Linked DNA regions of Homo sapiens: all the other regions are linked to region 2. The links are chromatin contacts, found by Hi-C or POLR2A ChIA-PET in ENCODE. All regions are on one chromosome and are shown on one strand. Each heading gives the region's core, a stretch centred on a gene start or an enhancer-like site at or near the end of the contact. The rest is flanking DNA. Distances are from core to core; before and after follow the strand shown.

Region 1 (3,211 bases), core at 391-2,890, 240 kb before region 2:
GGAGGATCGCATGTTAAGGAGGTGGACGCTACACAGTGAGCTTGCATCATGCTGTTGCACTCCAGCCTCAGTCACAGAGGGAGACTCTGTCTCAAACAAGAAAGGAACTTTTTTTTTTTTTGAGACGGAGTCTCGCTCTGTGGCGCAGGCTGGAGTGCAGTGGTGTGATCTTGGCTCACTGCGAGCTCTGCCTCCCGGGTTCACACCATTCTCCTGCCTCAGCCTCCCAAGTAGCTGGGACTACAGGCACCCACCACCACGCCCAGCTAAATTTTTTGTATTTTTAGTATAGACGGGGTTTCACCGAGTTTGCCAGGATGGTCTTGATCTCCTGACCTCGTGATCCACCCGCCTCGGCCTCCCAAAGTGCTGGGATTACAGGCATGAGCCACTGCGCCCAGCCCAAGGAACGAACTTTTAATGTTAAGTATATTTTACCAAAATTTTAAAAAAGAAACAAAGTTTATTTGCTAGTATTTGCTAAGCCACAGAAAGTCTATGGAAGGATATAAAAAACAAAACAAAACAAAAAAAAAACGGGTAAGGGCTGCCTCTAGAAAAGGAGTAGTCGTGGATGAAGTGGGACTATGATAGGGATAAGATATTCTAGGAGCATTAGCTAGCAAAAAGTAAACAATATAAACATTTAGGCTGGGCTCGGTGGCTCCCACCTGTAGGTGTGAGCTGACATGGGCAGACTATCTGAGCTCAGGAGTTCGAGACCAGCCTGGGCACCACGGTGAAACCCTGTCTCTACTAAAACACAAAAAAGTAGGTTGGGCTCCGTGACTCATGCCTGTAATCCCACCACTTTGGGAGGCCGAGGAGGGCGAATCACCAGAGGTCAGGAGTTTGAGACCAGCCTGACCAACATGGAGAAAAACCCTGTCTCTACTAAAAATACAAAATTAGCAGGGTGTGGTGCCGCATGCCTGTAATCCCAGCTACTTGGGAGGCTGAGGCAGGAGAATCGCTTGAACCTGGGAGATGGGGGTTATGGTGAGCTGAGATCATGCCATTGCACTCCAGCCTGGGCAACAAGAGCAATACTCCATCTCAAAAAAAAAAAAAAAAAAAAAAAGCCAGGCATGGCGGCATGCACCTATAATCCCAGCTGCTAGGGAAGCTGTAGAAGAATTGCTTGAACCTGGGAGGCAGAGGTTGCAGTGAGCTATCGCACTCCAGCCTGGGTGACAGCGCAGGACTCAGACTCCAAAAAAAATAATAAAATAAACCTTTAAAAAGGGCTTCTTATTAAAGCTGCTACATTATGTTTACTGGAGTTGGGCACTTAATGCATACTAATTGTTCTGGGGCAAAGGTAAGCAAACTACATATACCCCATGAACCAACTCCAGCTTGACTTGTTTTATAAATCTTTCTCCTGTCTGAGCCTCCAGAGTAAGCTGGAACTACAGGCATATGCCACCCAAGACCGGCTAATTTTTATATTTTTAGTAGAGAAGAGGTTTCACCATGCTGGCCAGACTGGTCTCGAACTCCTCACCTCAAGTGATCCACCCGACTCGGCCCCCAAAAGTGCAGGGATCACAGGCATGAGCCACTGTGCCTGGCCCATACTCAATTTCTTAATAGCTTACAGCTGTTTGGAAGAGAGTTGAGTACTTGCAACAAGACCATATGGCACTGAAAACCTAAAATGGGTCTGGGCGCAGTGGCTCACGCCTGTAATGACAACACTTTGGGACACCGAGGCGGGTAGATCACCTGAGGTCAAGAGTTCGAGACCAACCTGACCAACACACCAAAAATTAGCTGGGCGTTGTGGTCAGAGCCTGTAATCCCAGCTACTCAGGAGGCTGAGGCAGGAGAATCAATTGAACCTGGGAGGCGGAGGTTGCAGTGAGCCGAGACTGCACCACTGCACTCCAGCCTAGGCGCAAGGAGTGAAACTCCCATCTCAAAATTTAAGAAATAGTTTGACAAATCAGACTCTAGAGTAATAAAAATAATTTAAATATCAACTGTTTCCTGATGTTAATTTTTATATGGTACACAGATTTCTCAAATATCCATGATTATTCTTTTTCTTTTCTTTCGGAGACACTCTGGCTCTGTTATCCAGGCGTGATCTCGGCTCACTGCAATCTCTGCCACCCGGGTTCAAGTGACTCTCCTGCCTCAGCCTCTTAAGTAGCTGGGATTAGAGGGATGCGCCACCACACCCACCTAATTTTTCTATTTTTAGTAGAGACAAGGTTTTACCACGTTGGCCAAGCTGGTCTCAAACTCCTGACCTCAAGCGATCCACTTGCCTCGGCCTCCCAAACAAAGAGATGGGATTACAGGTGTGAGCCACTGCACCTGGCCAGTGAATATATTTTTAAAAGTTAAATTTTATTTGTTCTATCTAGCTCCTTTTAAATTTATGCCTTTTGCTAAAATTATTGAGTGGAAAAGGTTCATTCCTCACAGTGACAGGACAGTCTTGGCAACTTTCTCTCCTCAACACAGAACTAGTTGGACACTCTTGGTTTAGGTAGATAGCACAAAGTCCTCTAGAACAAAAGCCAAGCTGCTCTGAATTGAGCTCAAGACCACAATGCCAGACACAAGGCCTCGTGGCGCCTGTGAAGCAGATCAAGTTGGTTCCTCACTTTGCCATGTAACAGCTCATGTGGCCCCAACTGCTCTGAACTTCATTTCTCCATATAGCACATAATGGCATGTCAACCTCCACCTAAGATCCATGTTACTGATAGAAAAGTCAATGGAGGCCAGGTCCAGTGGCTCACACCTGTAATCCCAGCACTTTAGGAGGCCGAAGCAGATCACCTGAGGTCAGGAGTATGAGACCAACTTGGCCAACATGGTAAAGCCCTGTCTCTAAAAAAAAAAAAAAAAATTAGTCGAGCATGATGGCAGGCACCTGTAAACCCAACTACTCGGAAGGCTAAAGCAAGAGAATCGCTTGAACACAGAGAGGAGGAGTTTGCAGCGAGGCGAGATTGTGCCACTGCACTCCAGCCTGGGCAGCAGAATAAGACTCTGTCTCAAAAAGTCAATGGAGAAAGTACCAGAGTGGATCAGAAGTGGGTCACATACTGTTAGGCAGAACAGCCTTGCCAGAGGGGCATTCACCCACTGAAGATTTCAACAGACAGAAAAAGGGCAAATCTAATCAGGCTACCAAGGCCTGGAACTGAGCACATAACCAGGGAGACAGAGTAATGTCTTTTTAAAGGTAAGG
Region 2 (2,810 bases), core at 262-2,761:
GAGTAGGTTTAAGATTTCAGAACAGGTCCTCATTATTTGCCAAATTCTTTCTTCCCTTTGTAAACGATTATGCTAGTTTAAACACCAAAAGGGAGCCAGCCGGAGAGACATTAAAATGAGTAGCTTCAGTAATGTAAATAATCCATTACTTCAACTAGTTCTGCTTTATTCCTACCACAGGCCTAAAATTTGGCAAGGAAGTTGAGCAAGCCTGGCGGCATAAGCCAGAGCTCACAAGAACTAGCCTATCTCTGTGAAGGTGTGCAGTAAACACTTCACATTAAAATGGCCCAGTAACTTGGACATTTTGGGAAGCCTGTACCCAAAGGGCAGGTGCAAGTTGGTGCCCATATTGGTATAGAGGTAGCCAGTTAAGTGAGCATTTAATAGAGCCAGCTATTTTGCGTGTAAGAAACCCAAGTGGGTCCTTGGGAGCCCAGGTGAAAAACTTCCCATGTGTGGTAGAGGGATAACCTAGGTTCAGTCAACATCTAAAGATCCCACTATAGCCAACGAAGGCCTTATTGTTACGGACTCCCAACTTCGTTTCGCCACCAGCCAGAAAGGCGGTAGGAAACAGGCTTGGTAAAATAAACCCAATAAGAACGAATGAAAGAGACACACCAGACCACAGGCGCTGCCAAAACTCATTTTTCATTAACACGGGGTGGGGTCCCAGGCTCAGGCCCCCGGGCCCGATCATGGCCCCAGTCCGCACAGAGCGCCCGGCCCTGGCCGCCCGCAGCTCCACCGCTCAGCCAGTGATGCGCACATCCGTGCGGCGGCGGATCCGCCGGGCCCGAGCCGCCTCGGGCAGGATGGCGAGCAGCTGCTCTTGCACCAGCATCTCCACGATCTGCTCCTTGGTGCGGATGTCAGGCCGCAGCCACTGGCGGGACAGCTCCCGCAGCTGCCGGAAAGCCTCCCGGGGACCCGCCGCATCCTGGTAGCGGAACTGCCGGAAACGCTGGCGGAACGTCTCGGGACCGAGTCTAGAGCCGGCGGGGCCTGGTGTGGAGCGCGCTTCAGCTTCGGCCTGAGGCGCTACGCTCACGGGTGCGGGCCCGAGAGGCAGCTCCAGGGCCGCGGAGGCCGCAGCTCGGGGCGTAGGGATGGCTTCAGGGACCGCGGCGTTGGGACTGGAAGGCTCAGGGGCAGGCGGTGAGGCCTCTGGCAGCGAGGAGCCCACACAGTTACGCTCAGGGGCTGAGCTCGAACCGGCTCCTTCCAGTTTCTCCGGTGGCACCGCCGCGGGACTCCCAGTGGCCGCCAAGATCGGCTCCGTAGCCGCCATAACTCCAGCTCCGGGCGTCACTCTTTGTCCGGTAGCTGTGTGCTCAGCACTGCGTCTGCGCGGGGGTGGGGTGAGCAGGGAGACGTTTCCGGTTAAAGGGCAGAGCTCGCGTCACCCTTGAGGGAGTCGGACTCGGGACCGGCCGAGAGTGTGCGGAGCTTACCTGCACCAGCGAAGCGCCTGCGGCAGCCGGAAGCGAAAGTCTCTGGCTTCTCTGCGTCCAGGTCGGCGCGCGAGCACCCGGAAGCCGCTTGCGGGCTCCCGGAAGCGGCGCCCTCTAGCGTTCTCGAGTCGCATGAGGCGGCTGCTGCCCTCGCGGTGCGGGAGGGCGAGCTGCGCGTGGCCTGGGCTCCTTCCGAATGGTGGCGCCTCTGAGCGCCAGTTCGAGGAGGAGTCGGAGGAGGAGCCTGAATGTTTGGAGATAGACTTCAAGTCCCGGACCTTATCCGTGCGCCGCTTCGGTTTGCAGGTGACCTTTGCGTGCGGGCGCCCCTTCTGATTGACCCTGATGAGCTGTAGCTCTGATGGCCCCTCCTTCGGGAATGATTAGGGTGACGGCTGGCCGGGGCTCGTTCGAGTGGCGCCCGGCCGGTGGTGACCCGAACAGGAGAGCGGGACGGCGACCATTCTCTCGGGAGGGGCCCATCTGGAGAAAGTCCTCTCGCTTGGTCAAACTAGGAGGGCGATAGCACCGGCCTTACTGCGACGATGACAAAGTACAACACACCGTCTGGCGCGAAGGAGATGCTCGAGAACCCTTTGCTGTTGTTATTTTTCGCGTGTCCTCCGAAACCAAGGGAAATGCGGCTCTGTGGGTTCTGTTAACGTCAGCATTTAATAAGTGAACTCTAAATGCATTGCCCCTTATGGTGGCCGCTGGCCTCCTGAGTTGACTCAGCTCTTGCAACGTAGCTAGTTGATAACCCTCGAAATATAGCGAATTGAGATGTGCTATATTGTAAAATACGGGACTTAGTACGAAAAAACTGATGTAAAAATTATCTCAATACTTTTTAATACTGATTACATGTTGGAATATAATGTTTTGCATATATTGGGTCAAATAAAAATGTTATTAATTTCACCTGTGTTTTTACTTTTTAAATGCAGCTTCTAAAAACATTTAAATTGCATGTGCAGTTTACATTATATTTCTGTTGAGCAGCCTTGGGTTAGAGTGTTGGAGTGAGGCTACCTTGGTGGAATCCCCTTTGACGATACCCAGCTCAGAGTTGTTAGGAGGATTAAATAAATTAAGCCGTTGGAGAGAAAGGGCTTTTAAGAAGTTTGCTCTTGTTTTTATTAGGTAAACTGCTTGCTATCTCTGAGCTACTGTTTTCTTATCAGTAAAATGTGGATGTAATAGAACTTACCTCTCAGAGGTAATTGAGAATTCAGTGAGATGATGTAGGTAAAAGCACGTGGCCCTGACAGCCCTCGGCCAGGTGGTTTTCTGTTTGGTAGCTGACTCACAAATAGTTTTGTTTTTGTTTTTGTTTTTGTTTTGAGACTGAGT
Region 3 (3,198 bases), core at 645-3,144, 140 kb before region 2:
GTCTTGATCTCCCGACCTCAGGTGATCCACCTGCCTCGGCCTCCCAAAGTGCTGGGATTACAGGCGTGAGCCACCACGCCAGACCTATTTCTGCATTTAAATTATTTTTGGGGCCAGGCATGGTGTCCCACACCTGCAATCCCAGCACTTTGGGAGGCCAAGGTGGGCATATTGCTTTGAGCTCAGGAGTTCAACGACAGCTGGGGGCAACATGGCAAAAACCTGTTTCTACAAAAAATAAAAAAGTTAGCTGGGTGTTGGTAGCTCCTGGCTGTAGTCCCAGCTACTCAGGAGACAGGCTAGAGAATCCTTTGAGCCCGGGAAGCGGAGGTTGCAGTGAGCCCAGATCGTGCCACTGCATTCCATCCTGGGTGACAGAGTGATACCCTGTCTCAAAAAAATTTAAAAAATAAAATTATTTTTTGGCCAGGTGTTGTGGCTTATGCCTGTGATCCTAGCATGTTTAGAGGCTGAAGTAGGCAGATCACTTGAGCCCAGGAGTTCAAGACAAGCCTGGGCAACATGACAAAACCCCATCTCTACAAAAAAATATAAAAATTATATTTTTATAATTAAAGTATAAATTTAATTATAATTAAATTACAGGCATGGTGGCTCACACCTGTAATCCCAGCACTTTAGGAGGCCTAGGTGGGCAGATTACTTGAGTTCAGGAGTTCGAGACCAGCCTGGCCAACATGGTGAAACTCCGTCTCTACTAAAAGTACAAAAAAAATTAGGCGCATGCCTGTAATCCTAGCTACTCAGGAGGCTGAGGTGGGAGGCTTGCTTGAACCCAGGAGGTGGAGGTTGTAGTGAGCCGAAATTGCGACACTGCACTTCAGCCTGGGTGACAGAGCAAGACTCCGTCTCAAAAAACAAAACAAAACAAAACAAAACAAAAAATTAGCTGAGGTGGAAGGATTGCTTGAGCCTGAGAGGTTGAGGCTGCAGTGAGCCATGATCCTCCTACTTCAGCCTCCTGAGTAGCTGGGACTACAGGCATGTGCCGCCACCCTTGGCTAAGTTTTGTATTTTTTGTAGAGGTGGGGTTTGCCATGTTGCCCAGGCTGGTCTTAAACTTCTGGGCTCAAGCAGTGCACCCACCTCATCCTCCCAAAGTGCTGGGATTACAGGTGCCTGGCCTAGCATTTTTGAGACAGAGTTTTGCTCTGTCACCAAGGCTGGAGTGCAGTGGTGTGATCATAACTGTAGCCTGGTACTCTTGGGCTCAAGTGATCCTCCCACCTCAGCCTCCTGAGTAGGCTGGGACTATAGGTGCATGCCACTGCACCTGGCTCATTTTTGTATTTGTTATAGAGACTGAGTCTCGCTGTGTTGCTTAGGCTGGTCTCAAACTCCAGGGCTCAAGTGATCTTCCTACCTTGGCCTCCCAAAGTGTTGGGATTACAGGCATGAGCCACTGCACCTGGCCTATATTCTAATTTTTAATCTACCACTTTGGGGTGAACTTTCAGCATGTCCATTTTCTTCTCTGTAGAAGGGGTAATCCTGCCTTCCCTGTTTTTGTTTTGTTTTGTTTTGTTTTGAGACAGTCTTGCTCTGCTGCCCAGGCTGGAGAGCAGTGGCCCTATCTCGGTTCACTGCAGCCTCCATCTCCTGGGTTCCAGCGATTCTCCTGCTTCAGCCTCCTGTGTAGCTGGGATTACAGGCATGCACCACCACACCCAGCTAATTTTTGTATTTTTAGTAGAGACATGGTTTCACCATGTTGAACAGCCTGGTCTCGAACTCCTGACCTCAGGTGATCTGCCCGCCTCAGCCTCCCAAAGTGCTGGGATTACAGGCGTGAACCACTGTGCCCAGCCCTGCCTTCCCTATTTGCTTCCTGCGTTTTATAGATGAACTAAAATCTGAGAGGCTGCAGTTTCCTAGTAGTGATACTTGGTGGATAGAATAGAATCTGCTTGCTCTGCTGCCTTCGCCTTCTTCCTGTCATCTGTCAGGAGTGTGCCATCTGTTCCAAGAAGTAGGCTGGCCTTCCCTGTTCTTGCTCCAAACACAACGAAAAAGCTCCTTCTGTTGCTTTCCTGACACTCTGGTACCTTTCCACTACTGTGTTTCTATTTAAGTTGATCATAGTTCGCTTCCATTTCTTGTACAGAAGATTTAAAAATCTGAGTTTCATAATGTCCTTAGATCATTTTTGGTTTCTTTTTCATTAGGGTTATTTGTACTGATCTCATCTGAGTTTCTGGTTCATACCTCTTTACTCCTTACACCATCTGTGTGTGTGTGTGTGTGTGTGTGTGTGTTTTTAAGCAATCTTTTCTGAGCTTTCCACAAACATGTATTGAATGCTGTGAGTCAGGTGGTACACTAGGTGCTATGAAATGAAGGAAAATAAGTACTTCAAGATGTTCAGAGACGAGTCAAGTATTTGGCTTTGGTTTTTAGTATTGATAGCCAAGGGTCGTTAATCATGTATTCTAATGCTTATGTCTTTGCTAGTGACTCACATTTATTGAGTGATTTACTCTGTGCCAGGCACAAATCTAAAGGCTTTATATGTTATACCTCCTTTAATCCTTTAGATGCTATGAAGGGGGTACTTTTATTCTACTTTATATATGAGGAAATAGAAGCAGAAAGCAGTTAAGTTTTCCAGTGCTATGTAGCTGTAAATGGTGAATTTAGGATTTGAGTCTAGCTAGTTGGCTTCTGAGCATGGTCGGGTGTGGCTTTGATCCCCACGCATGTGTTCAGTACCTAGAATAAAGTCCCTGAAATTAAATATATTATGAGGAGATATTTACTCTGTACAAAGTTCATTTACAAAAACCCCTAGGGGAGAATAGTTAATTTCATATGTGGGAATTTCAGAAGGCTTCAGAAAGATGACTTTTGATGCCAAGTCATTCATTCAATGCTAGATGCTGGAGAAATAGTGGTGATTAGGACAGACATAGTCCCTGATCTTTAGAAGCTGACATTCCAGTGGAGGTGGATAGAACAGAAACCAGCAGACTGATATATATAGATAATGTTAGGTGGTGATAAATGCTAGAAAGTGGAATAAGTACTTTTTTTTTTTTTTTTTTTGTGAGATGGAGTCTCACTCTGCCACCCAGGCTGGAGTGCAGTGGCATGATCTTGGCTCACTGCAAGCTCCGCCTCCCAGGTTCACACCATTCTCCTGCCTCAGCCTCCCAAGTAGCTGGGACTACAGGTGCCTGC

The links. Hi-C counts contacts between places; a loop is a spot of excess contacts on that map. ChIA-PET counts read pairs that join two places held with the same protein, here RNA polymerase II (POLR2A). Pooled maps may share reads with other maps.
Region 1: a map of heart right ventricle shows a loop between it and region 2 (2.5-fold over the local background). The contact joins the enhancer-like site here to the promoter of SCAND1 in region 2. A Hi-C loop is called at or near these places in 1 of 168 maps with a recorded cell type or tissue (heart right ventricle) and 1 of 50 pooled maps. POLR2A ChIA-PET finds 5 or more read pairs at or near these places in 23 of 52 experiments (AG04450, BJ, CD4-positive, alpha-beta T cell and 16 more).
Region 3: a pooled map shows a loop between it and region 2 (3-fold over the local background). The contact joins the enhancer-like site here to the promoter of SCAND1 in region 2. A Hi-C loop is called at or near these places in 2 of 50 pooled maps. POLR2A ChIA-PET finds 5 or more read pairs at or near these places in 7 of 52 experiments (CD4-positive, alpha-beta T cell, Caco-2, GM10248 and 4 more).

What each region holds. Positions count from the first base shown.
Region 1 is chr20:35,717,756-35,720,966 of GRCh38, forward strand. The region is part of intron 9 of RBM39 (RNA binding motif protein 39); the gene reads right to left. Among named protein-coding and RNA genes, the nearest start is that of ROMO1, 20 kb to the left of the region's middle. Within about 2 kb of position 1,641, at least 2 of the 41 ENCODE cell types and tissues checked have a DNase peak (open chromatin) inside an H3K27ac peak, as active enhancers do.
Region 2 is chr20:35,952,991-35,955,800 of GRCh38, forward strand. SCAND1 (SCAN domain containing 1) reads right to left here and starts at 1,512. Exons shown (of 2, transcript NM_033630.3): 1 at 1,458-1,512; 2 at 634-1,349. The coding sequence starts at 1,294. The coding sequence ends at 755. It also overlaps a transcript of CNBD2 not described here. RefSeq lists enhancers at 1,030-1,109, 1,230-1,489, 1,570-1,769, 1,870-2,079.
Region 3 is chr20:35,817,402-35,820,599 of GRCh38, forward strand. All of the region lies in intron 2 of PHF20 (PHD finger protein 20), which reads left to right. Among named protein-coding and RNA genes, the nearest start is that of PHF20, 47 kb to the left of the region's middle. RefSeq lists an enhancer at 2,046-2,225. Within about 2 kb of position 1,895, at least 6 of the 41 ENCODE cell types and tissues checked have a DNase peak (open chromatin) inside an H3K27ac peak, as active enhancers do.